Linked DNA regions of Homo sapiens: region 1 is linked to region 2. A link is an interaction called in ENCODE POLR2A ChIA-PET data of the cell type or tissue named here. Cell type or tissue: Caco-2. All regions are shown on one strand. Each heading gives the region's core, and the rest is flanking DNA. Links, peaks and the distances in the headings are about the cores only. Region 1 holds the start of PLEK2 (pleckstrin 2). Region 2 overlaps PLEKHH1 (pleckstrin homology, MyTH4 and FERM domain containing H1).

Region 1 (2,806 bases), core at 236-2,735, 130 kb before region 2:
TACTAGGGAAGCTGAGGTGAGAGGACCACCTGAGCCTGGGAAGTCGAGGCTGTGGTGAGCCAGGATTGTGCCACTGCACTCCAGCCTGGGTGACCCTGTCTCAAAAAAAAAAAAAAAAAAAAAAGGTCAAATCAGGAAAAAATTTTGAAATAACAAACTTCCTTTTGCAGCTGCTCTTTTGTTCATCTTCTACCATAATCCCAGGCACTGAGTTTTTGTTTGCACTCGTTTGCCCTGGGCCACCTGGGGTGGTGGGGAAGGACTGAGGAGGGGAGGTCAGAACATGCAGTTCCTGTCCCAGCTATTACTGGCTCTGGAGCTCTGGGCAAGCTACTTCATCTTTCTGGTCCTCAGTTTCCCCGTCTGTAATAGAGTGATGTCAGTACCCACCGTGTATGGCACTGGGGAGGCAGTAAAGGTTTGGGTCAACCTGAGTGGGTCTGATCCCGATCCTGGCTCCACCACCCACTGCCTTCACCGCCCCGAGCAAGTTCCCTAACTCCTCTGGGCTTCGTTTTCCCCCTTGATGAAAGCAGGGCTGCTGGGAGGATGACATGAGACAATATCCAGGGCTGGCCAACAGTAAGTGCTTAAGACACATAGTAGCATTCCTCCTTCACAGGTTGTAAATTACAGAGCACGCCTATATTATCTTAGTAAATATTATTTAAATATCATACCATTCATAATATTTTAACAAGTTTTAATTAAGACACACGCTTCAGTACCCCTGCCCCGACTCCATACTGCGCTAACCAAGTGGGATTCTCCTCCTTGCCTGTGCGCTGAGCCACCGCTTACCCCGCGTCCCCTCGGACATGCAGCTCTGCCCATCAGGGCCACAGGCGGCCCGGTCCCACCATGGGGGTTGGGGATGGGAACCAGAGCATGCCCGTTCCGGGGCGCGCGTCTGGCCCCGCTCTAGGGAGCCGCGTCGGCGGGGCCCCACCCGGGCAATGTCCCGAAGCTCGACGCGCACTCACCCTCTTGACCAGGAAGCCCTCCTTGAGCACGCCGTCCTCCATGTCGCCGCCCGCACGCCAGGGCCACCCCAGGTGCGCCTTCCCCGCGCCTCGCGCTCCTCGGCACCCGCGCAGCCCGCGCAGTCCGCGCCCACGGCGCCCAGGAAGCAGCTCCGACGCGGCAGGGCGACGCCTCCCTGGCGCGTGTCCAGAGCCTGAGGCCCCGGGGCAGGAAGTCAGACCAAGTCGGGATTTCTGACGTGACGTTTCCACCCAAAGGTGCTCCAGGGTCGGTGGTTGGTCCTCCAGGTACAGAGCGGCCAACCCCGCCCCATCCAGGTGCGCCCCGCGCCCCTCACTGTTCCAGTCTCTCTGCTCAGCGTCCTTCGCCAGGTGCTTCCCGGGCACTTAGCGCATTGCCCTCGAGGAACGCTTATCGAATTGAACATAACCGACAGGACTCCAGGATTTGGAGCCATTCCTGAGCTCATTGCAAGTAGGAGATGGGACAGTGGGTGAGCCGAAACTGGTATGGGAATTTTATCCTGGCCTCTGATGGGGGCAGAGAAGACCTCTCAGTAACAGGAAGGTCACAGTTTTAAGGCGGCAGGCACAGTTTGCAGGGCCCCCTGTCCGCAGGATATACCCCGCTCCCTCAAAAAAGATGAAGCCGAAAATTCCATCATTAAGGACAAAATTTAAGGGGGCACCAAGGAGTCCAGTAACCTAGACAAATTATATATAGAGAGAGATGATTGGTTTTTTGGGGTTTTTTGTTTGTTTTTTGAGACAGGGTCTTTCTCTGTCACCCAGGCTGGAGTGCAGTGGTGTGATCATAGCTCACTGCAGCCTTAAACTCTGGGCTTAAGATCCTCCTGCCTCAGCTCCCCAAGTAGCTAGGACTACAGGAGTGCACCACCATGCCTGGCTGGTTTATTTTTATTTTTCGTAGAGATAGGGTGTTGCTATGTTGCCCAGGCTGGTCTTGATTCCTGGCCTCAAGCAATCCTCCGGCCTGGGCTTCCCAAAGTGCTGGGATTACAGGCAAGAGCCACCGTGTAAGACCTAGAAAAATAATATTTTAATGCATTTTTTAAAATCAAAATTAATGTCAAAAAATCCACGATGAACAAAATGCTAACATTTTAAATAGATAGGATCAACAACAATGTTCTATCAGGCCATATTGGAGCCTGGAACAGAAGGAAACTCAGTCAAATAGTACTGATTCTGTCTAACAATCCTTAGAACACAGTCACACATTTTTTTAAAATTTATTTTTATTTATAGAGACAGGGTCTCACTATATTGTCCAGACTGGTCTCGAACTCCTGGGCTCAAGCAGTCCTCCTGCCTCAGCCTCCCAAAGTGCTGGGATTGTGGGCATGAGTCATGGGGCCGGTCCATATTATTTGTGCTCCAGTTTGAAGGGCCCTGTCAGGACTCTTCACCAGGCATGGGAAAGGCCCTCAGATGCCTGTAAGGGAAGAGAAGGCTCTAGAGAGGAAGAAGGTGAACCAGCTTGTGGAAGGCGGGGGGTGCCTTTCAGAACCAGACTGAAGCCAGCTCCCAGGCCAGTCCCTGCCCTGGAGCTCTTGACACAGTGTTGCTTCTACATGTCTGTAGTAGACATATTACATCCCCCCAACCCCACTCCCACCTGCCAGCCCCAAGGAAAACTCGCAGGGTCTGGGTCACTGCGTGCCAGCCCAATGGCCCACTCTAGCCTTCTGCACTAACTGGCCTTCAGACTTCCCAGGAAGCCCCAAAGCAGTGGGGCTTCCATTCCAATTCAGAATGAACATCAGCTGGTCACCTTCTGAAGCCAGGCCTGTAGTAGTAGG
Region 2 (2,806 bases), core at 55-2,554:
TTCCTTAAAATTGTTGACTACTAGGGTGACCATGTGTCATGGTTTGGGACAGACCAAATTTATACTTTTTGGGAAGCATCATTCATCATAATGCCCTATAAGGGGGATTTGAAAAATCCTGATGATGGATGTGTCTCCCAGGCATTCTCTCCTGCTTGCTCTGCCTGTATCCCTCTCTCTCATGCACACTCATGCATCCTTCTTCCTTTTCTCATCCTGCATCCAGTGTTTTTTCTCTAAATATGTCCAGAAGGCATCTGAGTGAATTCCCCTGGCTGGACATACTATAGGTGTCTACTTGATTTGTTCTGAATTTGTACAAATTTTTTTCCCAAAGACTTGTGGCTTTCTCCAGAGGTTGCAGCAAAATATCTAGCAGTTTTCTGGTTTGCATCTTAGAACCTGAAGGAAATGGTGAGAATCTATTCCAAAGTGGGATGGATGATTCGATGATAACAATGGACACAATCCCATCTAAATAGAAGATTGTCAAAGACATTCAAAGCATTATATTTTGTTTCCATTTTTTTCTCATCTAACATTTTATATAGATGAAATAGAATAAGAAATAAACTGGGAACCGGGGTTCTGCCTCTAATTAGCTATGTGACCTTGGATGCATCTGTTACCCACTTTAAGCCTTCCCTAAACACATCCCTCCCACTTTTCCCAGCTCCCATTCCCATTTATCTGCAAGTCACTTGGCAACTATGACTACATTGTAATTAGATTTTCCTAAGAGTTCCTTGAAAAACACAAAGACAAGGAATTTCTCTTAGTTCTGTTTGCATCTCCAGTGCAGAGCACAGGGTCAGGCATATAAGTAGCTGTTTAATGGATAAGTTTGTTGTGTGAATAATGGATAATTGAAAAACAAATGAGCCCTACTTTTCACTTCTGTCCAAATGAGACTAGGTTCTCCTTAAGGTTTCTCAGGTTTCGCGGTTTCCTGAGGCTCTCAGCTAACTTACAATGGAGCGGGACACACTGAGCTGAGGAAGGCAGGGAGGGGCCCTGGGGATCAGTGACCAATTCTCTTCCCCAGCCCTGTTTTCTCTTCCCCAGCCCTGTTTTCTCTGTCCTTTGGTCCCCTCCCGTTCTTTCCCCACAGAACTCTTCCTCACACGCTTATTTATCTTTTCCTCTTTCTGCATGCTGGTTCTTAGGGCTCCCCAGAATAATCCAGAAGTCGATTCCATCATGGCAGAACTCAAGGTGGAGGCGCCGGCCAGCGTAGACTGGCAGAAACGCTGCCTGACCCTGGAAACTCAGCTTTTCCGGTTCCGCCTACAGGCCAGCAAGATAAGGGAGCTGCTGGCTGACAAGGTGAGTCCCTCAGAGCAGGGAGCTGCCTCTCCACACGCAGAGGTTTATGGCAGGGAGGGCCGTGTGAGAGAGGGAGAGTTGCGGAAAGTCAACTTTCAGTAAGATGCTTTTCCCCATATGCAAAATGAAACCCAAGGTAGTTTAAGACCAAAGTCCGAGCAGTTTACTAAGCTGTTATCTTGCTTGCGTCTTTGCTCGCTCATTAAGGCACACCAAAGACATGCTGCCAATCTTCTCGGTCCCCCATCACTTCCGGAGTCACCTGTGGCTGCAGCGGAGAGGTTCTATTATTCCCTTAACGTTTCTTTCTCAGTGTGGGGAAGGACGGTGTTTCGGGAGAAAACAGAAATCTCTACCCTTCCTCTCACCCTTTGTTAAATAAATGAGCTACAGGAGGTGTTCTGCTTTCCTGGTAACAAGGACACAGGCTTTGGAGCCAGACCTAACTTGGCTCTGCCACTTACTGGCTAGATGACCCTGGGCAAGTCCCTTCACCTCTAAGGCAAAAAAACACAAATGTCTACTTCTAAGAGTTATTTTGAGAATTATATCAGATCACATATGTAAAGGTCCTGACATAGAATAGGTCTTAAATGGGAATAATTATTTTATTTACAGGTTTGGGTGGGCTGGTCTGGGAAACTGACCACCTTTCCTAATGTTTCTGTGGGAAGATAACATTCTATTTTATTTTATTTTATTTTATTTTATTTATTCATTTATTGAGATGGAGTTTCGCTCTTGTTGCCCAGGCTGGAGTGCAATGGCGCCATCGCAGCTCGCCACAATCTCCGCCTCCTGGGCTCAAGCGATTCTCCTGCCTCAGCCTCCGGAGTAGCTGGGACTACAGGCATGCACCACCACGCCCGGCTAATTTTGTGTTATTAGTAGAGACGTGGTTTCTCCATGTTGGTCAGGCTGGTCTCGAACTCCCAACCTCAGGTGATCCTCGCCTCAGGTGATCACCTCAGCCTCTCAAAGTGCTGGGATTACAGACATGAGCCACTGCGCTCAGCTGGAAGATACATTCTAAACTGCTAACTTTCAGAGGCATTCTGGAGCATAACCCATCTAGAGAGTGAAGACCTGCACTTAAAATTAAGTGAATCAATCATTATATGTATAGTTTTGTTTATAGTATCCATCTGCTTAGCAAACCCTTCTTTCATAAGTACAAAGGGAAAATTCAGCTCACACCTCTCCAAAGAATGTCAAAGTCTCAATTAGTAAAGCCCAAATGGATGACCTGTTTTATTGATAGCTGGAGTCCAGCAGGACAAATCAGTGGCATCACCATGGCTAAGGGGAGTGGTCCTGGACTAGTCTGGACTAGAACTCTTGAACCTTGGGTCTGTTGACATTGTTGTCTCCTAACTCAGACTTTGCAAAACAGAGATGTGCAGGGTACTGCCAGGTACTGCCGATAGAAAGGAATGAATATACATCAGGAAAGGGCAGCAGACCTTAGACAGTGATTCTC

What was found. Peaks named below come from ENCODE experiments on the same cell type or tissue, not always from the same donor. Only the 100,000 strongest peaks of a DNase experiment are listed, where the experiment ranks them.
Region 1: POLR2A ChIA-PET joins it to region 2 with 7 read pairs; 5 of 35 experiments call an interaction of 5 or more read pairs at or near these places.

What each region holds. Positions count from the first base shown.
Region 1 is chr14:67,411,035-67,413,840 of GRCh38, forward strand. It overlaps PLEK2 (pleckstrin 2), which reads right to left and starts at 1,131. Exons shown (of 9, transcript NM_016445.3): 1 at 984-1,131. The coding sequence starts at 1,025. It also overlaps a transcript of GPHN not described here. In Caco-2, for the core only: no CTCF peak of the experiment used is centred there; DNase peaks (open chromatin) are centred at 890 and 1,237; H3K4me3 peaks cover 1,454 bases.
Region 2 is chr14:67,540,668-67,543,473 of GRCh38, forward strand. PLEKHH1 (pleckstrin homology, MyTH4 and FERM domain containing H1) reads left to right here. Exons shown (of 29, transcript NM_020715.3): 2 at 1,167-1,326. The coding sequence starts at 1,201. It also overlaps a transcript of GPHN not described here. Among named protein-coding and RNA genes, the nearest start is that of PLEKHH1, 8.8 kb to the left of the region's middle. RefSeq lists an enhancer at 1,549-1,608. In Caco-2, for the core only: no CTCF peak of the experiment used is centred there; a DNase peak (open chromatin) is centred at 1,334; H3K4me3 peaks cover 1,273 bases.